3 separate regions of the Homo sapiens genome follow, and regions 2 and 3 are each linked to region 1. Evidence: chromatin loops called from intact Hi-C (ENCODE). Cell type or tissue: adrenal gland. All regions are shown on one strand.

What was found. Hi-C counts contacts between places; a loop is a spot of excess contacts. Peaks named below come from ENCODE experiments on the same cell type or tissue, not always from the same donor. Only the 100,000 strongest peaks of a DNase experiment are listed, where the experiment ranks them.
Region 2: it touches region 1 in a loop (3-fold over the local background); 3 of 110 quality-filtered maps call a loop at or near these places.
Region 3: it touches region 1 in a loop (2.0-fold over the local background); 7 of 110 quality-filtered maps call a loop at or near these places.

Annotation. Positions count from the first base shown.
Region 1 is chr3:188,040,217-188,048,216 of GRCh38, forward strand. It overlaps LOC107986166 (a long non-coding RNA gene), which reads right to left and starts at 2,381. Exons shown (of 5, transcript XR_001741061.2): 1 at 2,307-2,381; 2 at 1,902-1,988. In adrenal gland, no CTCF peak of the experiment used is centred here; no DNase peak of the experiment used is centred here.
Region 2 is chr3:188,581,575-188,589,574 of GRCh38, forward strand. All of the region lies in intron 6 of LPP (LIM domain containing preferred translocation partner in lipoma), which reads left to right. Among named protein-coding and RNA genes, the nearest start is that of LPP-AS1, 17 kb to the left of the region's middle. In adrenal gland, no CTCF peak of the experiment used is centred here; no DNase peak of the experiment used is centred here; H3K4me3 peaks cover 509 bases; H3K27ac peaks cover 1,813 bases.
Region 3 is chr3:187,980,947-187,988,946 of GRCh38, forward strand. No RefSeq gene overlaps it. Among named protein-coding and RNA genes, the nearest start is that of LINC01991, 8.5 kb to the left of the region's middle. RefSeq lists an enhancer at 5,595-5,889. In adrenal gland, no CTCF peak of the experiment used is centred here; no DNase peak of the experiment used is centred here; H3K27ac peaks cover 415 bases.

The sequences.
Region 1 (8,000 bases):
CAACAAATAAGCACACCATGCCAGATCTTGAAAAGTGCTTAAAGGGACTGAAACAAAGAGTGATTGTGCAGGGTGGAATGAAGTGAGGTGTGAGGCAGCTGGTAAAGACTGGGTGGTTCGTTGAGCAGGGGACATCTGAGCTAAGTCTTGAATGTCTAGAAAGAACCAGACATGGGAAGATGTACAGAAAGTATTTCCCATGGAGGTACCAGCTGGTGCAAAGGCCCTGGAGTAGGAACGAGCTTGCAGGCTTGAAGAACAAATAAGTCCATGTATTTGGAGGATCATGGGCAAGAGGGAAGAGGCAGGATGTAAGGTCAGAAAGAAAGCCAAGGACCAGATTATGAGGGATTTATACAGGCTCAATCACAGTATTTCTTAAAATGTGCAATGTACCCACCAGTGGTATCTTGTTTGTTTGAGGTGGTATATCTGCAAATATTTATATTAAAATAATTACATATCCATTTTAGAACATATTGGGAAAAGTATAATTATCATATCAAAACTATGATTTCCCAGATATTACCCTTCAGGTGAAACTAAATTAAAAAGTGAATCAGTGTAAAGAGAATATTAAGTCAATTATAGTACAGGTGTTATGCAGATATAGCAAAGATCTCAAAAGTAATGTTTGCAGAACTGAAGTTCAAGAAAATACTGCTTACCAATTAGACACAAGAGGGGAGAAATACACACCTGCCCTCCCCTCCACACCCCCAACGCACCCATCCACCCTGGTCCACCCAGCATCTAGCAGGTCGTCCATGCTGGCTGCTCAGAAGTGGGAGGTGGAAGAGGTGCCTAGTGTGGCAAAGATGGCCTGCTTTCCTTCAAATGTCCCCCACTCTCACTGTGTAGAGTTGTCTCCAATGGGGGAGCAGGCTAGCCAGGGACTGTATTTCCCAATCCATGTTTCTGGAAGGAGATACCATAGGACTGGTCTCACCAGTGGAATCAGAGTGGAAGATCAAATGTCACTTTTTGTGCCTCCTCCACTCTCTGTCCCTCCATCTGCCAGCAGGATCATTGAGAGGGCTACAGGGCAGTGCCTAGGGGATAGCAGAGATTTAAGATAACAGGTCCCTGAGGCCTGGAATCACTACATGGAAGAAAACCACCCACTGACCAGGAACTGTCACATAAGAGAGAAACCGCTTTTGTGTTAAGCCACTGGCATTTGTGGTTTTCTTGCTACAGAAGTTAGTTAAACCATACCTAGAATCATTGCCCTTTGGGAGATACCACATCCTAAGAATATGGCAACTATACCACATATGAATTGGTTGAGTTTAATTGGCAGAAAAGTAGTTGAATGGGAGTTAGATACATGATCTGTTTTTATATACTCAAAAGACTGTCTTGCAAGACAGGGATTTGGTACGTTCTGAGAGGAGCAATCATTGGAAGTTACAAAAAGGCAACTTTCATCATTGTGTGGAAGACAAGTTTAAAATAGGACAAGACAGCTGCCCTGCACAGTCATACAGGAGGTGTATAAACTGTTCAAATGAAGGGCGCAGGAATACAGGAGAGGAAAGCCAGGGTTTTCGGGGGTTGGGGGGGGCAGTTTGGTGGTGAAGATATTCTGCATTGGCTGAAAGGGTGGCTCCAGGGCCTCTGAGAACTCCCCATTTCTCCTTCCCCAATTCTGAGTCTCTCTCGTCTCTTGACACTTGAGAAGGTTGGGGCAGGAAGGTGAGAGAGAGCTTGATGAGAAAGCTCACCTTAACAGCTTTCTATTTTTGAGATCTACCCCTAAGGCACCTGACCCTATAGGCTGGTGTGCCCCAAGAGCACAGGCAAAGAAAGCTCAAGCACCCTGAGGAATCTGACTCACACTGGGACTTAGGTCCCAGGTCCTGAAGCCATTTCCTTGCGAAAGAGCATGACCAGAGCACACCTGAGCTCAGCAGACATGGTATCCAAATCCGCAATGCGTAGCATTCAGTTCCTTTGCTCTCCAATACACAGTCCAGGCAGAGCACCTGCAGAGAAAGACGTAATTTTTCTGAGAGAGAGGATGGTGGCCCAGCCCAGGAATGTGCAGCTCGGAAAGACAATCCCCTCTGCTGTGGATGGCCTGACTGCTCAGAGACAAGCAGGACAGGCTAGTAGTGAGTGCCAGGGCCTCCAGAAGGGATCTAGGTCAGAGCTCAGAGCTCAGATCCAGACAGAAATGAGTGAAGTGGGCCTAATGTAAGGCAAGAAGAAATGGTAGGGACTATGGCAAAATTAAGAAAGAAAATCAGAAGCAAGAGGAATTAAAAATGGAAAAGTTCCTCTTTGACAAGCCTTTCACTTACAAATAAGAAGACAGAAGCTCAAAGAAGGCAGGGTCTTCCTTCAAGTCACTGTTTCGGGGCAGTGTTAAGAACGAGAACTCAAGGCTTCTCTATCCAGTCACTGTTCTGCTGACGAGCAGGGGTGGGATCAAGGGAAGGTCACCAGCACATGGAGAGCAGCCACAGTGGAAGAGACAGCCCTGGCTGGGAACTTGGAAAACAGATCCCATCCTGACTCTGCCTTCAACTCCTGAGCTTGGGCAGTACCTTGTATTTCTCTGGGCTACAAAGACGGTTGAGCAGGTGGTCCCAAACATCCCTTCCAACTCCGACATTCGCAGGACATTTGCAAGGAGAAATAGAAATTATTATTTAGACATTTCTTTGCTCACCCCCAGCTCTGATCAGACTCTTAGTCCCTTGGAGTTTAACCCCTACATATCTCTTGAGCTCAGCCCCCTTTTCCCATCCTCTGACACAGCTTTGGCATAACCCTCATCATCTCCCTCCCAAATGGCTGAAAGGGCCTCCTGGCCAGCCTCCTTCCTTCATTCTCGACCCATCTTATCCATTCACAGCTGCCAAAGTGCTACATCAACAAGAAAGTTGATTATATCATGCTTTTGCTGACCACCCTCTGTGGCTCCCCAGTGCCTTCTGGAATAAAACTCAAATTTAACACCGTATCTTGGGCCCTCAAAAAATGAACCCAGCTTCATTTTCAGCTCTTACTCAGCTCACTTTTTCCAAATATTTTATGTCCCGCTATATCAAACTCCTTGCCACTTCATGAACACACTCTAAAGTTTCATCCTTCAAAACTTTTGACACATGTTGATCCTTGTGTTTTGAATGCCCTTCCACATCCTCTGTACTTGGTAGCAGTGGGAGGAGTAATCTATCCTAGTTTAGGCAATAAGAAGATGCATTATTTCTAGGAATTTAAAAATCAATAAGACAGCCTAAAATTTAGACATCTTTTTATTGTCATCTTGCACTGGCAATTGTAAACGTCAACAGTGATTAAAAAAATGCTTCTCCCTACTGGAGTAGACTACTGTAACCATCATCCTCCCTGGAGCACCACTAGAACATGGAAGTCCCCTATTATTCTTGAAAACTCAGCATATTACTTCATCTGTAAAGACCTCTCTTGACCCTTTAATCTATTCCTTCATTCTCCACTGAACTGCTAATTTTCCTGATTTATACTTTTATTTCACTACCTTTGTAAATGCTACATTTTACTTTGGTTTATGAGTCCGTCTCTCTCAAAGGGCAGTGAATTCCTTGAAGACAGTGGCTATACCTGTGTCTTCCTAAAGCTTGGCACAGCACCTGGGATGTAACAGGGGCACAGAAGATGGGTAATAAATGAATGAATGAGCATACTTTGAGCTCTTCTGAACACTGATTTAGGCATGATGGATTTCCAAGTCACAATGCAATTAAAAGCTCCAATTTATGCTTCAAAAGTTTTTGCAGATCAAGTCATAATGATCTGGCTGGAGGTCCTCTCCTTGCTGGGACACCACAGGAAGGTGTTCAGGTGGTACTGAAATGACTCACTACCCCAGTGGCTTAACAGGATTACCTAGGGGCTTACGTTGCTCAGTGAAGCATAGTGGGAGCCCCAGCAGTGCCAGCCAAGCCAAGAGCCGAAGCTGCTATCTGTGTGACTGGGGACTGGAAACTAAAAATTACTATAGTCCACTAGCTGAGAAGAGAAAGTTGCAGAAGAAACAGAGTGCCTCCCCTGCCCCTCCCCAATTGGTTTGCATCCTTCCTTTTACTCCCAATATCTCAGAATGCCTACCTAGAAGGAACTTGGGTTAAAATCTGGGTGACATCCTCAACTTGCAGGTTAGAAAGCTGAGGTCCAGAGAAAGGCATAAACTCTCAAGGCCGCATAGCTGGTAAGTGACAGAATTGAGAACTGAGTCTGCATATGTTCATTCCCTGTCCAGTGAGGGAGCATCAGGACCTGGAACCATGCAAGGAGGTGAAAGCTGAAGGTGGGGGGGTGAAGTCACACTGGTTTGTTGGTTTGTTGAGTTTTTTTTTACTTTGAATTGAAGTGAAATTCACATAATATAAAATTAACATTTTAAGTGTAGAATTTAGTAACATTTAGTACATCCACAATATTGTGCAACCACCACCTCTATCTGGTTACAAGACATTTTTTATCACCCCAAAAGGAAACCTTACACCATTAAGCACTCACTCTATTTCCCCCTCTTCCAAGACTGGCAATCACTAGTCTGCTTTCTGTCTCTATGGATTTGCCTATTCTAAACATTTCGTACAAATGAAACCATAGAATCTGTGGCTGTTTGCGTCTGGCTTCTCTCACCTAGCATGTTTTCAAGGTCAATCATGTTGTAACATGTATCAGTATTTCTTTCATTCCTTTTCGTGGCTGACTAATATTCCTTTGTGTGGGTATAACATATTTTGTCTATCACATCTGGTTTTAACTAAGTGTTGGGTGCTGGGGTAACAAGAAGCCTCTTAATTTATTCATGCTTTCTTCACTCTACACTCTTGAAAACAGGCACAGAGTGAGGACTTGGTAATGTCTACTGGGTGGGCGTTTATTGAATGCTTGCCACTGTTAGAGCTTAGTGAGGCTCCTAGAACTGACCTGGCAAGATGATGTGGAGAAGGATCATGCACTGAACCCAGTAGAGATCTGGGCTCTGGTTCCGGCTCTTCAATAATCAGCTGAGTGGCCCCAATCAGGTTCTTCCCCTTCTCTGGGCCACAGTCTCCTCAACTCTAAGCCAGGATAATAATGCCAGTTGCTTTCGTCTGTTCAGGTTCCTATAATACACTATCACAGACTGGGTGGCTTATTGACAACATACATTCATTTCTCACAGATATGGAGGCTGGAAGTCCAGGACCAGGTGCCAGCATGGGCAGCTTCTGGTGAGGGTGATCTTCCAAGTTGTAGACTACCAACTGCTCCTTGTGTCCTCATGTGGTGGGAAGGGGTGAGAGAGCTCTCTGGGGCCTCTTTTGTAAGGCCAATAATTCCACTCATGAGGACCTGGTTCTCATGACCAAATCACCTCACTAAGGCCCCATCTCCTAACACCATCCCGCTGGGGCTTAGGTTTCAACACATGACTTTGGGGAGGACACAAACATTCAGATAATAGCACCTGTCTAACTAATCACCTGCCAGGGCTACTGGGAGTCCTGAATGGAATAATATCTGTAAAAGTTCCCTGTAAACAACTCCTCTTATGTAAAGCTTATCTCATTTAAAACAAAACCAAAAACTCCTCACTAACCATCTACCTGTAAAGATATGGTTATTGACAGCAAATGGTGAGATAGAGGAAGATTCTCTACCAGGATTTCCTTCAGGGGGCCATATCTATTTGCTTGGGATAAAATACCTGGATGGGCACAGAAGGGACCTGAGTATGGGGAACTTTACTAAAGAAGACCAGGGATCAGGTGCCTGTTGCTCAGAAGAATGAGGTTGAGGACCAGAGAAGGCAGGAGGTGAAAAGACAGCAAGGGCTGCCGAGTCTATGAAGACTCCCCTCATGACCCTCGATCTTCAGTAAAGTTACCAAACTCACAAACGTCTGAATGCAAGTGGGTTTTTGTGAAGACCAAGTGAAGGAAATGGGCTTTGTTCCTGGAATGGGTGGTGCAGGACAGAACCAGACAGCACTCTTAGATAAGAGGGCATGAAAGCTGAATGAGGCATGATGATATATGGTGTGGGTACGGAGAGCAACTGCTCTGTGGATTCAAGGCTCTCATAAGGCTTGGCATTGGGGTTCGGGTCAAGTTTAATAGGATCTCCAAGGGCCTCCGCTGACATCTGGGCTGCACACAATTAGACATCCGCCACAAGGGCTGTGCCCATGGGCAAAACCACTGATGAGACCCATGGTGTCCCCACGCTGATATTACAGTGACTTATACCTTTCGACCCTATGCAGCCCTCAACCCTACAGCCACAGTACGAGAACTTGGATCTTGGCACTCGTTTGCTTTTGCTCCCAAACAATTGTTGGTTCAGAGGCCTTTATATGGCAACCACAAATGAATCAACTCTGCAAACAAGGCAGACCCTTGGAATGGCCCCTAAGTACTTTCTGCTGTCACCAGCAAAGAACTTGTGCAGTAACAGCCTCCCTCAGGACCTAGTAAACCTCTGTTCTTCTGCTCAGTTGCCAGGTGACATGCTAGTTACTGGCTTAGAGCAACATGCCAGTAAGATCAGTATGAGGCTTAGAGCTATGTCCAGTAAGATTAGTATGAGGCTTAGAGCTGTGCCCAACACAGTTAGCTTTGTACCAGAGGGAATGTTGTTCCTCATACCCCTTTACAAATCAGTTCCCTCCTGGATTTTGATCCTAAGAAAATCAACAAAAGCACAAAGCTGAATATCCTAAGATAATCTTTACAAAATTATCCATAATGCTAAGCAGCTGGAGACATAAAATTCCAACAATAGGTAAAAGGCAAGAAACTTGGTGTGAATCACCACAATGGCATTTCTGCAGCCATAAAAGAAAGATTGGAGCAATACGGCAAATTCATGTAATATTAAGCGAAAACACAGAACCCTAAATAGTATTTGTGACATGACTGCAACTATGTAAAAATGTGCATTGTATATGGACAAGAAGACAGATGGGACTATGGAAAATAAAAAAATATTGCAAAAGGTAGAATACCTACAGGCAGCTTTTTCTTTAATATTATCTTTTATATCATCCTCTTTGTATTTCACTAGGTTCAAACCTGCATTCTTATCCAGCTGTTTATCTGCATCTGTTTTCCCCACCCAATTAGATTTCATATATCTGTCACTATAAAGATATTTATAATTCTGTTTGTGCTGACTTGTTTCTACCTCCCTTACCTTGTAGAACCTTCTATAAGTGAAACCCACATGATATCGGGCAGGAGGTGGCTAAACAATAATGTGCCAGGCTGCTGTTGCTTGGGAGGTATTTACTAATGCTGCACTGGAAGTGTCGTGGTGCTTGCAAATAGAGGATCCATTTTCAGTTTGGACTCTAATCAGGAAGAAGGGACTCTTTCCATGTAAGAGGTTTTAAAACCCTTCCCAGCAACCAGGATGTGGGAACTAGAGCAGCCAGGGATGATGAATTCTGATCCTCACTGAGAAAATGGAGCTTCAGTATGATTAGGGAGCAACAGAGTGCTCCAGTATCATCAATGAGCAAGAGAGTGCTCCAGGATGATGGGTGAGCAACATAGAGCTCCAGCATGATCAGTGAGCAACAAAGTGCTCCAGCATCATCAGCAAGAAAGAGTGCTCTGGTGTGTCTGGTGAGCAGCTGCAGCACTAGTGGAGATGCCAGTTTCAGAGTAAACAAGCACAGATTAAAGATTCTCTGTGATCAGTAAGTCGGGGTCTAGAATAACTGATGGGCATTTCAGTCCAGATCACACCATGAAAAACCAGAGAAATGGGACCCAGAGGGGAGGATGCTAAAAACTCCAGGACTCTTCCTCTAGCCACCTGGATGCCAGATCCCTGCCCCAGATCCTTTATAATTGGCACCAGAACTCACAGTGCAGTCTCTGTTTCATTCATTTTCTATAAGATTATGCAGGAGATGGTATTTAGGTCTCATTCCAGAGAGTGAGCTCAGGCGTCCTCAGCTAATTTTCATTGAGGGTCAGGCTAAAGAATATCAGGGCTTGTGCTAT
Region 2 (8,000 bases), 540 kb after region 1:
GGCTCAACTCTCTCCTGCCACTACCCAGGCTGTTAGTCCTGTTGGGAGGCTCAGGGCCCAACTCACTCATCTGTAACTCTCATCTCCATTCAGCTGCAGCCTCTACAGCCCCTGGTTATACCCTGGATCTTATCATTGCTTCGCTCTATTTTACCTCCTAAATCGTAAAAATTAAAACCAGCCTCGGAACACAACCCCTCATTCTTCCAGCACTCTCTCTCATTCAGGTAACTCCTATTCTACTTTTCTTCAGCATATTTACCTTCTATTACCTTTCTTTTTCCTCACCAGTCTCTTATATTTCCTTTATTATCCAACTTACAGTCTGTGGTTCAATACTTCAGCCGACTCTTCCAACACATGACCTTCTTTCGGTAGGCTTTTTTCAGAGTTTCCCTTTTGTACTTGCCCTTATGTAAATCTGTGGCACAGTCAGGCCATCTTGCCAACTTTTCACAGTTATTGCACACCACACTCTGTTGGTTTTCTTCCTACCATTCTGAACAATTTCACTTCAGGGCTCTCCTTAGTGGCTCTTCGTCTCCCTCTCCTTGAATGTCGTTTTACCTTTTTCTTTTTCTTTTTTTTTTTTTTTTTTTTTTTTGAGACAGACTCTCATTCTGTCACCCAGGCTGGAGTGCAGTGGCGCAATTTCAGCTCACTGCAACCTCTGCCTACCAGGTTCAAACGATTCTCTTGCCTCAGCCTCCCGAGTAGCTGTGTCTACAGGTGTGCACCATGCCTGGCTAATTTTTTTTTCTTTTTTCTTTTTTCTGTTTTCTTTTTATTAGAGATGGGGTTTCACCACGTTGGCCAGTCTTGTCTCGAACTCCTGACCTCAACTGATCCACCCACCTCGGCCTCCCAAAGTGCTGGGATTACAGGCATGAGCCACCGTGCCTGGGCTTGAATGTTGTTTTCCTTTGGTGGGGCTTGGGGAGGGGTGTCTTTCCTAGGGCCTGCTCTTGTTTCACTTCCCACATTTGGTTAAGAGAGCCTTTAACTACTATGGCCTCAACTATCAGCTCTACAATATGATATAAATTTGTTTCAGTAAACTTGCTCTTCAGATTCAATTGTTTCTAACTGCTTATCGCTCAGGTGCATTTGGATGTATTGCAGAAATCTCAGCCTCAATGTTTTCAAAATAAACTCATCCACTTCTCTCAGGAATTTTTTCCACTCCAATGTTGTTCGGTATGTGGCATCACCATCTAACCAGTTTCCTAAGCCAGAAGTTTAGGTATTATTTCTAAGCCCTCTCTTTCCCTTATTATCAATTTTACCTCCTAAATATTTCACAATCTTTCTACTTCTCCTCATTTCTGCTGCGGTACGTGATTTCAGATCAGCATCATCTTTCATGGACCATTGGTGATATCCCCCTAACGGGTTTCCTTGTATCCATTTCCCCACCATCGCCCCAATCTATCCACCAAGGCTTTCCTAAAATGCAAGTCTGACTGTATTACTTTCCTGTCTAATATGTTATCTCCTTATTCCTGTAGTATAAGACAGTGATTAGGAAAACAGGCTCTGAAGTCAAATAGAAATGAGTTTGAATCTCATATAACTATGTGATCTTGGACAAAATAACCTTTTTTGGTTTGTTTTCCACGTGCGAAATAGGAACAGTAATTGAACTTTTCTTTTTAGATGTTGCATACCTCTCTGGTATACATGAAGAAGATGTGTAGTATCTCATTCCCACCCCGCTTATGCACCATGCTATAGTCACACACTGCCTTTGCTCTGATCCCCAGAGACATTGAGCCACCACTGGAGAGTCACATGATATTGTTTTTAGCCTGGAACATTGTTCACTACCTCAGTCTTTTATTGCCTTGTCTCAACATAGACGCCATTTCCCTTAAGACATTTTCAGCACACTCCTCTGGTATAATTTAGTTTAAATGTCCTTGCTGTGTTCTCCTGTGTTTTTCTCCTTGAACTTCCTAATCCTTACACCTTCCACCCTGCAAATGATCATTATCTCACTGCCTCTCCCAAATGATAACCTCTTTCCACCCATTTTAAGTTCCATGAGGACGATGACCATTGACCCGGACCGCGTTGTTAAACTTCTTAGTCTCAGCTGCCAAGAGCTTAGCACAGTGTCTAGCAGAGATCGGACACTCAGTAAATATTTGATGAATGTTTATAGTGTGACTGTCTCGCCAGTGCACATACAACAAAGTGATCCCATCTTTCCTTCTGTATCATAAAATAGAATTTTCTTACCTCTGTAATTTCTCCCTAGGAACCAGACTGCTTCTAGAGAGCTTCTTCACAAAATCAAATTAATTGGTATTTTACAAGGAGGGAAAGCCCCAGGACAAGTCCCTTCTCTTGACCACAAAGTTCTGTGTTTCTCATCTTTCCTCTTGATGTCTTGGTTTCAGCAAAGCAACATTTCTATCCCTGCCCCCTGCTCCCCCATAATCCTACAAATGTACTATAGATATGTGTAAGTACTACATCCCCAATCAAGTACAGCGTTTGGCCTCGGGTGGGAGTCAAACAGCAAGCTGATTTTTAACATTACTTGGAAGAAATTTTCTAGGTATATAACTGACAAACATTCATGGAGAGCTACTTCATTTTTCTGTCAAGCTTTTGGGGGATTTTTTTTAATAGTTCTGCACTTTGAAAGAAAGTTCACAATTTTTAAAAGGAAATGTGGCCCTTTTCATTAGCTCCTTTTACCTCATGCTGAGTCATGGATGAGAGAGAATTTGTAGGCGGGTGAGCTGCAGGAAAAGTAATACTGTCATTTACACTTGCAGGCTGTTATGCTTTCCAGAAAACTTTTTCCGTAGGTTGCGAAAGTGATTAATCTGCTGTTAAAACTGACAAAGAAGGTTCTCTGATAAGAGAAAGAATTAAATGAGGAATTTTTCTTTAAAAAGTAAGCGCTTCTTTCCCATTTTAGATTAGAAAAATAAGTTTAAATGTTTCTTTTAATTTTAGTCGTGTGTGTGTGTGTGTGTGTGTGTGTGTGTGTGTGAAGTTGGCCATGACTTAATACAATCTCAAGCCATTTTCTATTTAAATTATGTTTTTTTACTTATTGGCATGGCTTATTCCTCATGCTGTATATCTAAATTATTCATTTCTACATCCTGTTCCCTTGCTTGTCTCTCTTTCTTCTTCTTTTTTTTTCCTTTCATTTTCTTTATTTGGGTCTTTTCAATACTTTCAACATCATCTTACTTCGGAGCCCCAGATCTCTTCTTTTCTACCAACCTTTTTTGAAACATTAAAACTGGTGAAGATGGCCTGAGTTCTCTCTGTGATATAAATTTATCCCTCCCTGAAAAATTCCATTCATGTAACATTTTTATAACACTTTTTAAAACTAGGATGAAAGTTTTTTCATGTAGTTGAAATGAAGCATCACTGCCTAAAGCGTTTAGAAATTTTTTTACTGTTGGTTTTAAGAAATTACTCTAGGATTTCCACTGAGGACTGGCAAGTATTGGTGAAGTTTGATCTCTCAGAGCTCATGTTTCAGATGGCAACTTAAAGGGACAAATAAATAAGTCAATCACACGGCATAATCTAACTTTAATATGATTCTGCAGAGAACCAGTGACTCATTTAGAGAAATCAGAGTCCTCAGAAAGGTGGAAAACATGTTAGAACTTATTAAGCTTGTTGCCTTTAGCATGTCAATGCCTTGTTTTTATAAGAAGATTCAATGGGTTGTTAAAATGCACTGTCTTAACCCTCTCCCCTTTGTATTTTTCTACTCTTAAGATGCATCATTTTATGTTGGGATCTATCAGTTTATTTTACTTGTTTTTCCTTCTTCCTCTCCTTATTTTGAAGGCTGACTTCTGAGCTTGAGCCATATCCTTGGCAACTGAATGAATTCATGGGGAGTATAGTAGAAAAGATTTTCTCACAACTCTGACAGCACTGCCCCCTAGTAAAAAAGGGAAGAGACAAAGAGAAATGGTCCCTTCTGCAACTGAAGGGACCAGCACAGGGGACTTGGCATTCTTCTTTTAGTCCTAAAGCTTAGACATACATACTGCTTTCGCCCCTGGGCTACAAATACATGTTTTAAAATTCTGAAGTTGAAAACGTCAAAACCATTTACAATTAAAAACCTGCTATTACTGTATATTTATACAGGTATTTCATAAGGGAAAAAGTAGAAAACATGTAAATGTATTTGTTTTATGTCTGAAGTTCCAAGATTATTTCTGTTTCTTTACTGAATGTGTTTGAAATATATGCAAACACACATGTAAACATACCTGTATATTTATGTACAGATATAAGTCTACATGGAGACCAGCATTTTTAGATAACACTGTTTTACAGGCTGTGCATCCATCTTTAAGGTGCTATAGCATAAGGTCTATGACTGCATTTTGTAATAAAAGATGGCAGGCTTTCTGGAAAGGGTCTCTTTGGGGCAGGAAGAGGTGTGAAGATCTTTTGCATTCTACTTTTAAAGTACAACAAGTTAAATTGCTACCAGATACATTAGCTTTATGGAGGTTTGTTTCCATTTTTATAGCAAAATCAAATAACTTTTAAATCAGAGGAAAAAAATATTCTTTTGTTGTTTTTATTTTTGTTGTTGAGATTGCCTGTTTTACGTTGAGTGCAGTGTTTTTCAGGTGGAAACATATTGGTTTGACATTTTAAGAGGAAAATGTTCTATATGTAATATGAAAGAGTCTTTTTCTTAACTAAATGCCAGCAACAAAATTTAAACCAAAAAATGTAGTAATGAAACAATGGTAATGAGATATGATTATGGTTTAGTGAGAGAAAAAAGCCCTGCAGGGAACAGTACAAGCACAGTAAATTATGAATTGCTACTAAATAGGCCTCATTAGTCCACTGTGGACCATGTTTAATTGATATTAGAAAGGAGTCTGGAAAACTTTGGAAAGTACATGTAAGACAACTTGCTGTTAAACTAATAAAAGTCGTTAGAGTGTCTGTTTCAAAAATTAGTAATTATTAATTGTGTGTGAGGGTCCTCAGGCAGCACCCATTTTACTAAAACATGCTTAGAGAAAAGATATTTCTATGAGAAATGAAACTGCAGAATGCTGAGCAGTGTAATATGTGACAGTTCCCTGGGAGTTTCTCCCCTCCTCGTAGGTATTTTTAGCAAAATAGTCCTTAAACATTGTTTTTTTTTTTTTTAAGTTGGAGTCTCGCTCTGTCGCCAGGCTGGAGTGCAGTGGCCCGATCTTGGCTCACTGCAACCTCCACCTCCTGGGTTCCAGCAATTCTCCTGCCTCAGCCTCCCGAGTAGCTGGGACTACAGGCACGCACCATCAGGCCCAGCTAATTTTTGTATTTTTTAGTAGAGACGGGGGTTTCCACCATATTGGCCAGGCTGGTCTTGAACACCTGACCTCGTGATCCTCCCACCTCTGCCTCCCAAAGTGTTGGGATTACAGACGTGAGCCACCGCGCTTGCCCCTTAAGTGTTGTTTTAAAGAAAGTTGGCGCTCTGGCCGGGCGCGGTGGCTCACGCCTGTAATCCCAGCACTTTGGGAGGCCGAGGCGGGTGGATCATGAGGTCAGGAGATCGAGACCATCCTGGCTAACAAGGTGAAACCCCGTCTCTACTAAAAATACAAAAAATTAGCCGGGCGCGGTGGCGGGCGCCTGTAGTCCCAGCTACTCGGGAGGCTGAGGCAGGAGAATGGCGTGAACCCGGGAAGCGGAGCTTGCAGTGAGCCGAGATTGCGCCACTGCAGTCCGCAGTCCGGCCTGGGCGACAGAGCGAGACTCCGTCTCAAAAAAAAAAAAAAAAAAAAAAAAAAAAAAGAAAGTTGGCGCTCTACTGAAGACTGGAGCCCAAGAAGACATTTATAGGGATTGTTTATTTTCATGTTGTTACTACACTCCATGGTCTGCAAAACCAGAGTGCCAGATGTTAAATTCTATCAGCATAATGCATCTTTAATTAAATATTATATACGCCATACAATTAATAATGTGGTCTGTTTCCAAAACTTTATTAAGAAATTACCATAATTTTGTATAATAGGCTAATAAAAAGGCACTGTACTTTGAAACAGCCTTTCGTAAAGTGGTTATATGATTTGTATCTGTTGAATTTGGAATTTAGATTAAGAGATTGTGGGCCAGAATTATCTGATGCAATGTACTCAGGACTTTAAATAAGTTGCGAATCTTGTAGGGTCTACTATTATTTGGCTTCCTTTAAAATAAAATAGGTTTCTTATTTGTCGATGAGCTCACTCTTTAAGAGGTTTAGGGAATAATTTACCTACTCGCTTTGTGTCCCCCAACCCTACTTTGTAAAAACCTCAAACAATACAAAACATGATAATTCCAAATATACAGTACATTGGGCTATGATATTTCTTAATGAATGGAAAGTCATGCATCTGGTTCTGTGGTCATCATTGATGTTTTAATTTTCACAATGTGTTAACCTGATACTTAAATTCCCCTAGTTGTCCTGTGAAGAAAGAATTTTAAATTCACATTTCACATGCAGACAAACTCTGATATTTAAAAATAATAGTTATCTTTTAAACTGAGATCCTATGTGGATATGGAATAGCGTATACAGCTCTGACAATAGGGCTTCAGTAAAATAACATTTTGCAAGCTGTGTTTTTCAAGACAAAATGTCACCCTCAGCTAAACAGAAGTAATTTGCATCAGAGGTGTGTGTGTCCTTACTCTTAATGAAAAAACGGTCCCCTCTCTTCAGAAAGTATTTGCTATCTCTACAATGTATTATTTTCATCACTGTGTCCCTCCCCTGCCCTTCTTATGCCCTAATATTTGTCCCTTAATTCTATTAAATTAGTTGTCAACTAAAATTAAAGGTAGATGTTATCCTTCACAATCTGTCCTGGTCTAATTTTTCAGTCTTGATTCGTCTTCTTTACTTTATGGAGTGTAGAGGTGGCTAACAGAACAACTCTGGAGCCACAATGTGTAGATTCAGATACCAACAGTAGCTTATGCTGAAACCTGGGTCAAATTACTTAAGCTCACATACCTCAGTTTCCTCATCTACAAAATGAGGATAATAATAGGTTCTTCCTCACTTATATGTAAAGCATTTAAATAAGGACTAGTAGATTGTATGTACTAGCTGTTATTAAATTCTGCCACATTTGTTTGTTCTCCATACACACCTTAGCCTTTTGTCTATGTCTCTGTTCACATTGTTTGCTGGAAACAGGATCCACCCTTCTCCTCCAAGGCCAGTGTATGTGTGTCCACAAACACACAGCCATCCATGTGTTGTGATTCCACGCACCTCCGAAGATACGGCTCAGAGAGCCACCCTCTGCTTGCCAGATTGAGCATAGTTCATCTGGAACTTTCATACACTTCTCTGTCTTACTTAGCATTTGCAACTATACTTTATAGTTATTTTCAAGTTTATTTTGCCTCTTTTGCTGGTGTGTGGACTTCTTGAGTCCATGGACTTCCTGTGATAAATTTCTCCCTACTACAAAAAGCTCAGTGCCTTGTGCTGAGCTGCTGTGCTTAGTAATAGATAGGGGAGAGGGTGTTTTTTTATATCTATATACATATATATGTACATATATATGTACACATAATTTGATATACTTTTGAGTGTACATGATGTGGTTCCTTATTTTTGCATTAAGCCTATCACTTCCGGGCATTGGCAAAGATCTGAAAATTAAAAGGAACACAAATAAGAAATGCATTTAGTCCATTTAAGCAACATGTGAGTTCCTCTTATTGAGTTTCTTCCCTAATTTAGATCTCAAGTTTTGCAAAAGAATGACAAATTCCTTTATTTAAAGAAAAATGAAAGCAGATCTGTTACCTTCTGTCCTATGAATGCCAATTCTCTATCCTGGATAATTAGATAAATAAGATATGTATAAGCGTATGGTTTATGCACATAGACATGAAGCTCTCAATGCCTGCATGATTTTCCTGTCATGCTCATGTGGGTTAAAGCCCAATAGATGTATTTTGAAAACTCGAATGCCAGTATG
Region 3 (8,000 bases), 59 kb before region 1:
ATTATGATTTTTATGATCATGATTTATCTCCCTCTTTAAATTATGAGCTCTTCAAAGTCAAGATCGAGGTCTGATTCATTCCTATATTTCCGAAAGCAACGCAATACTTTGCACAGTTCCTACTGCAAATTAGTTCCCCAATGCATTTGTCCATAATATTTCTTTCTGTTTCTAATTGAGGTATCTAGAGAGATTAAGAAATTCAGGTTATTTTTCTTATTACTTTAGTCAACAATTATCATATATGATTATAATCTAGACTTGGAAATATTTACCTAAAATATTCAGTCACTATATTCAAGCATACATACACACACTCCCCACCACAAATACACACAAACACTTTGCTCATTTCATTTGTTTTTCATTGTTAGGAGAGCAGTTGGTCAGAATTTATTGAAAGTACGGGTGAAATGACTGCTACACACATTTTATGATCTTACCAAGAAAAAATTAAGAACTTGATCCTGTTATAGAATGGAACATAGTATCCAGATCTCAGAGTCTCTATCACGATCTGCGTTTGGGACAAGTAAAGGTCCCCTGGCCCTTGTTCAATTGCTTAATGGAAAAGACTCCAAAGACAGAATGCCACTGGTGTTCTTCCAATTATAGAATCATCTGATTAGAATTACAGTAAATGCATAGCTCAGTTTGCATTGTCCTGAGGTGAACCGCAAACCAAGCTGCTCTGGTTGGAGCATCGGAGGGTACTGAATGCTGAAAGCCCACTACCTCATCTCAGCGGGGCACTCATACAAGGGCTAACTTGGAAAGGGACAGATACCAGTTAGGATATTCCACTTCTGGGGACCCTGGAGCTCTGGGGGCCAGAGCTAGATGGATTATTTAATTAATGTTTAGTAGAAATAGTCAAATAGCACACACTCTAGACATTAAGCCAATCCAGACCTTTGGACTGAATTGGAGGGAAGATTTGTCTTCGTGACTATTTTAGAATTAATTATTCTAGTTTATTTCCAGCCTGTCAGCATTGAGTCTTGAGAGGTGGTCTGTAAAACACAAGTTTTTCCAATCATGGGGTTGTGTTGTGGTCCCATGGGTTTTCTTGCTCTGTCTGGCCATAGAAGAACAGATCAGGAATCCTACAGAAGAATCCCAAATCCATTCCTCCCCTTCTACTTATTTCAGTTACAGCTAGAGGGTTGGGACTCATTCGTGTGTTAGAACCAAACCTGACTATTGTGTTATTATTGCTTCTAATTTAACTACCAGACTGTTAAACATTACTGCCCCAAGCTCAGCCAGGGGTGGGCACTGCACTTTGAAGCCACCAAGTCAATAGTGCTATTGGATGAAACTCTGCTCTACTGGACCATGAAATGGGTTTTCAAAGGGACAGAGAATGACAGATGTGTGAGCCGTGAGTAAAACTGTCTCACCAGAGTGGTAACGTTCATAATGGAACAGAAAGAAGCACCACAGTGTGATGGGAATCTGTCCAATCAACAGCACAGCCAGGCCAAAGCACAAACCAGGGAACACTTTGGAGATTTGTTTCCTCATCTACAAAATTCTATTAATACTGCGCATGCTCTCCTGAGACTTACACAACTACATATTTTTTTTTAAGGTAGCAGTTGGAGTCTACTGCTGCAACCTGCTAGCTGGGTGACTTTCAGAGTCTCTGTTTCCTCATCCAGGCCTACCGACCTCACAGAGTTATCATGAGCATCCAAGGAAGTGACATGAATTGGGGTTGCCTTGATTTAAGTTGGGAGGATGATGTCTACTTTCTTATTTTCTAAAAGTCTTCAGTAGAGGAGAGATCAGAAAAGCCCTCTATAAAAGGCTTTCTTAAGTATTAAGGTTTTTGTCACTTTCCTTCCCTGCTCTGGACCAATTGCAGGAATCATAGATGTAATCAAAATCAGGTGATGTTAAAAAAAATCAAATAATTAGCCAGGTGTGATGGCACACACCTGTAATCCCAGCTACTCAGGAGGCTGTGGCAGGAGAATTGCTTGAACCCAGGGGATGGAGGTTGCAGTAAGCTGAGATCATGCTACTGCACTGCAGCCTGGGCAACAGAGTGAGACTCCATCTAAAAAAAAAAAAAAGTATTGAATATAAGCTATATGCACACATACATTTGCACACATCATTGTGAATATCTTGAAAAGAAAAACATTAATCTTCACAAGCAAACTTATCTGTCAGGCAAGTTTGTTCTTAGCTAGAAACTTGGAAGGAGAGTATTGGATAGTAGAGATAAAAGAGAAAGCTCTAATGATTGGCTGTTTGGACCAAATCAATCCATCTGCCCATCTCCACCCCAGCTACTCTTGATCATGCTGTTCATCACCTTTCCCTTAGCCTGTACTGATTGAACACTACACTGCCTGTATTATGCATCAAATATAATTTGACATCAGTTTAGAGCCACTGGGCCTTTCTCAACAGAAAATCTTGAAACTATCTAGAAATTATCTATGAAATGCTGGTACTGAAAGTGTTGTGGAGAAAACTTGTTTGTAGTTTGGTTTTAGGTGACAGAACACCAGCAAGAAAGAGAGAAGGCTCTTCCAGACAATAAACATAGGCGACTGGTAGGTCAAGGCCAGGTTAAATGCCACCCAGTGTCCTTCTGGGAGAGCTTCATGTCCTAGGAGCATAGCATGTCAAGGCTACCAAGACTCAAAAATCACGTACCACCCACCTTGCTTTAGATATGGGGAAACAGGGCCTCAGATTGTGGACATGACCACGTCCAAGGTCACACAGCCTATGGCAGAACCAAAGCTAGAAATCAAAATGCTATGCTCCAACTTCAGGACACTTGTTCCTACAGCACAGTGACATTCTGTCAGGCTGTCAAGCTCTCAGGGATGGGAACTTATCAAATAACATGGAAATGTTTTCTCATTTGTCTCTGAAGGTTACAGAGTCTGAGCATTCTTAGGCTCTTGTACAACAAACAGGAAGACTGCCAGGGCTTTGGCTCCCAGAAAGTGGCAGTCCAGTGCTGTGGAAATCTGGACTCTAGTCTCAGTTCACACACTAATGCTTGTGTCTGATGCACTTTGGCTCCAAACTGAAACCCCTTTGTAGCCCCAGGAAGAAAAAGGGTGCTACAAATCAAGAAAAAATGGGCCGGGCATGGTGGCTCACGCCTGTAATCCCAGCAATTAGGGAGGCTGAGGCTGATGGATCACGAGGTCAGGAGTTCGAGACCAGCCTGGTCAAGATGGTGAAACCCTGTCTCTACTAAAAATACAAAAATTAGCCAGGCATGGTGGCAGGTGCCTGTAATCCCAGCTATTCAGGAGGCTGAGGCAGGAGAATCGCTGGTACCGGGGAGGCAGAGGTTGTGGTGAGCCAAGATCGTGCTACTGCACTCTAGCCCGGGAGTTACAGAGCAAGACTCCGTCTCAAAAAAAAAAAAAAAAAAAAAAAAAAAAAAACAGAGAGAGAGAGAGAAAATGAAGACAGTTTTCTCTTTTCAGGAGCATGCCGAGGAGCACAGTGATGGTGTCAGTGCCCTGCAGCTCTTCAGAGCCCACCTCTTTATTTAGAGATATGTGAGTATGGAAATGAATACCCACATCTGTCTACTAGAGGCTGACAATATTAAGTCCTGGCCTCTGTGTGTGTGTGTGTGTGTGTGTGTTTGTGTGTGTGTGTGTGTGTGTGTGTGTTTGTGTGTGTGTGTAATTAAAGCTCCAAAGCTCCTCTCTCACTCTAAACATCAACTCCAACTTGTTGAATGAATGTCTATAGACAACTTGTATCTTGTCACTTTTTATTAGATTCTGTATTCTGAAAGTCACGTAAGTGTGTTCTATTCCACTCTACAGATGAAGACTCTGAGGAACAAACATCCTAGTCACACAGCAAAATCCAGGAGTGGAAGTCAGTGAAAGCTCTGAGACCAGGGCTTAGCAGCTGTTTCCCAGGATGAACACAAAGGCATGGCCTGGATAATTGAATTCAGGGACCCCGGCAAGGTGCCACCAGTTTCCCGGCCACCCTATGCTGTTATTTTACTAGAATGTTTGTTATATCAATTGTCTTCTCTTTGTTAATAGCATCCTTCTGAAGCAGTATTATTCCCTGTCCCTATCCCCTACCCCAGCCACTCTCTCAACACACAAACGCGTACACACACACACTCACACACACACACACTCACACTCACACTTGATGTAATTACTCCTATTCAGTGTTCAGATTCAGCTTAAACCCAGTTTCTTCAAATAACCCCTTTCTTATCATCAACACTCCCCTAAAACAATTCCTCCTGTTCTGTGGTCTCTCACACCATCTGTCTTTCCTTCTCAACACTATCCCAGTTTGCAAGCATCCATTGAACTGTGGCCGTCTGATGAGTCTTTGACCACCTTGATGTTGGGGACTATCCATATATATATATATATATATATATTTTTTTTTTTTTTTTTTTTTGAGACAGTTTTACTTTTGTTGTTCAGGCCAGAGTACAATGGTGTGATCTTGGCTCACCATAACCTCCGCCTCCCGGGTTCAAGCGATTCTCCTGCCTCAGCCTCCTGAGTTGCTGGGATTACAGGCATGCACCACCACACCTGGCTAATTTTTTTTTTTTGTATTTTTAGTAGAGGCAGGATTTCTTCATGTTGGTCAGGCTGGTCTCAAACTCCCAACCTCAGGTGATCCACCTGCCTCGGCCTGCCAAAGTGCTGAAATTACAGGTGTGAGCCATTGCACCTGGCCCTATTCGTACTTTTTAGCCTCCACTGTACCTCAACACTTTGCCCAGCACCTAGTGTAGAGGAAACATGCAATGAAGAGCTGATGGGTCAACAGAAGAATGAGCAACTATTCAAGACTTCAGGAATTCCTCTCTTGTGAGTGGGGCTTTCAAAGCTTCTTTCAACTGCTCAACAACTACCCATCATCTGCCAGCCACTCCCACTCTCTATTTATACCTGATGTTTCTTGTACTTCCCTTCAGTGTGCTTGTAGTTTCTACAGCGCTGGTTTTCCTGTCCCAGATTCTTTGTCTATCAAAACACTCACTCTTCAATGTCAGTCTAAAAGTAGCTCTGCAATGTCTTCCTTGAATTCTTCATAGACTATTAAATATCCTTTCCTCTGTTTTCCCACAGCATCCTGTGCTCAGTGCTATTGTGTGCCAGGGCTGAGATCCTGGGTTATTTATCTCCATATCCCCCAAGAGGGCTCTGCCTGTAGGTAGTACTCAAATAATATTGAGTGAATAAATCTAAGGATCAAAGGTTTCCATCATGAGATGCTGAGCTCCTTGACAGCAGGAACCCTCTATTAACCCCTCTGGCACAGTGTGTTGCACATAGTAGGTACTAAACTGTGAGTTGAATCAAATGCCATCCTTTCCCAGAGATGATGTAAAGAGGCAAAGTAATATATTGGAAATAGTGTAAACTTTGAAATCCTTCAGGTCTGTGTGGCCTTGGGAAAATGACTGAACCTCACTGAGCCTCATGTTCCCCATCTGAGGATAACACCACTGCCTAAGACAATTGTGACAAGACATAAATGTTGATGAGTCTGGCATTGGCGTGGCACACAGGAGGTACCCAGGCTACATCAGCTCCTTTTCTCTCTTCTTTCCTGAAGTCACAGAGATTGTCCAGCAGATGGGAATGTCCATGCCCAGTGGCTCATGCTCAAACCCTTTCACCCTGACACAGTGCGGGGAGACAGGAATAGGCTCGAAGGATGACTCAGCTCCAGTGACTAAAGCAAGGAGGTGGTGGTGGTAGGAACGGGGTAGGGGCTAAAAAGGAAGTGAGTTAACACTATATCTGATGAAGGATGACTCCAAAATAAAAAGGGGTTGGCCCTAGCTGGTTCCTGGCTCTGAAACGGTGCAAGTGAACAGGGGCCTGAGTGCTTCTCCATGACTCCCTCCACCTCATCTCGTGGGGAACTCCCTGCCTACCCAGGGATGTCTTCCAGAACAAATGCTGAGCATTCTCTCTCCTCTGGAGGCTTTCAGACCAGGCACTAGAGCACACTTGAATGCCACTTTTGATGGAGTGTTTTTTTAAGAAGTATCCCGTATGACTGAGATCAGCGTGCATGGATTCTAATCCTGACAGCCACCTGGGCCTCTCTCCTCGACTCCAGACAATCTTTTCCACCCACACCACCACTTTGAAATCCCCAAATATTGCACATGCAGCAAGGTTAGACCAGTCTTCCTGCCTGCAGGGTCACCCCAGTCCATTTTCTAGACTGTGCACAGAATGATATGTTCAAAACTAATTTATAATTCTGCTATCCCTCTGCTTAACATCCTTCAAGGTTTTCCCAGTTTCTACGGAACAGTCTAGACTCCTTCATCTGGTGTATAAAGCCTTTCATGATCCAGCACCTCCTCATCTTCTGGCTTTGCTTGCTGACCCCACCCCATAAACTCATACATACAGAGACACACCCTACATTTCAGCCAGCTTTCAAGAGTCCTTTTATCAGATCTCACACTTCCCACCCCTGGGTCTCTGAACATGCCACTCCTTCTCACAGCGACACACTTCTCCACCTTGGGCAAGACTGCATATCTTTCCAGATTGGGTTCAAATGCTGTCTCTGCTGTGTGGGCCTCTCAGATGTCCACTTGGCTCACCGATTGGCATTGTGACTTGTTTATGCATGCTTCTCTCCACTAGACTGACAGATCCTTGAAGGCAGGTCCTTCCACAGAATACCTACTCAACAAATGTTTGTGGAATACATGAAATATCAAAAACAGGCACAAAGTAATAAATCAAGCAATTTTTTCTCTGGTCTCCAGTGTTTTCATCTATAAAATATGTATCTGATCTAGGTGCCTTAAAACCTAGCAGCCTCAGATTTTATACTGTATCATTCTTCAAATACACATGTCACACTCCTGGCCCTCTAAGTAGTAGGAGATATTGCTGGGTTATTTTTTCCCAAGGAGAGAGTGGAACTCTGGATCCACTGACACTGCAGAAAGGCTGATCTCAGAAGCTCAGGTTGACATCACAAAACTACTGAAAGCCAGTGCACTACATAAGGACCCAAAAAAACCCAGGACTCTGGCCATATCACCAGCACAGTCATGGGTATCATTCACCCATATGGGTGATCATTTGCAGGCATTCGTATGAGCATTGTCATAGTCCTCAGGCAGGCACACAGGGTGACACATTTGTGCAAAGAAAGCCACCCACAGAGCCTCACCTCACCAAGATCACAATCTCCGTGATCCCCGCACCTCCCAGCATCACCCACACACTCACACACCCACAGGGTGTCAGGTTGTCTGTCTGCAAATCTGGAGTTCTACACATTGGACCACAGCATCCTTCAGCAGGGAAATAAGTGCACTTGTGTTCTCATGGCTCTCTCCCTCTGATCTCTATCGTCAGCATGGTCCTCACTGAACAGCTTCTGCCAATATGCTGGCATGAGACAACCTGAGTTCACCATCAGCCTTGTGTGGGAAAATTGATTAGTTTCCATGAGCCTCAGTTTTCTCATCTATAAGATGGGACTAGTGGCCCTGCTTACTCTTTTCTTACATAGGTACTGCCAACTAATTACTTAATTAATTCAATAAGTATTGAATTAATGCATGCAAATGCACCTCATAAACACAGGCACAATGCAAATGTGTGGAAGTCACAGAAATAATAATGTTGGTGGACAGTAGTTTCTGGCTCTAATGAAATGCTCCTTTTCCAATAAAAAGGAACAATTCAAAATCGAATAGTTATTGAATACATATTACATGAAAGGGATTATCACCAACCATAAGTAACTATTTCAAAGCTGTATTAGACAGTGCTGTAGTATGTTTGTGTCTGAAGGAAAATGTTTCATATTTCATGGTTTTAATATATATACATTTTAGTACATTTTACACAAATGGAAAGAGAAATAATATTTTCATATGTACAATATGAAACTATGGACATATATGCAATAATATTTTCGTGTGTGTGTGTGTGTGTGTGTTTGTGTTTGAGAAGAAAACACTACCTATGAGT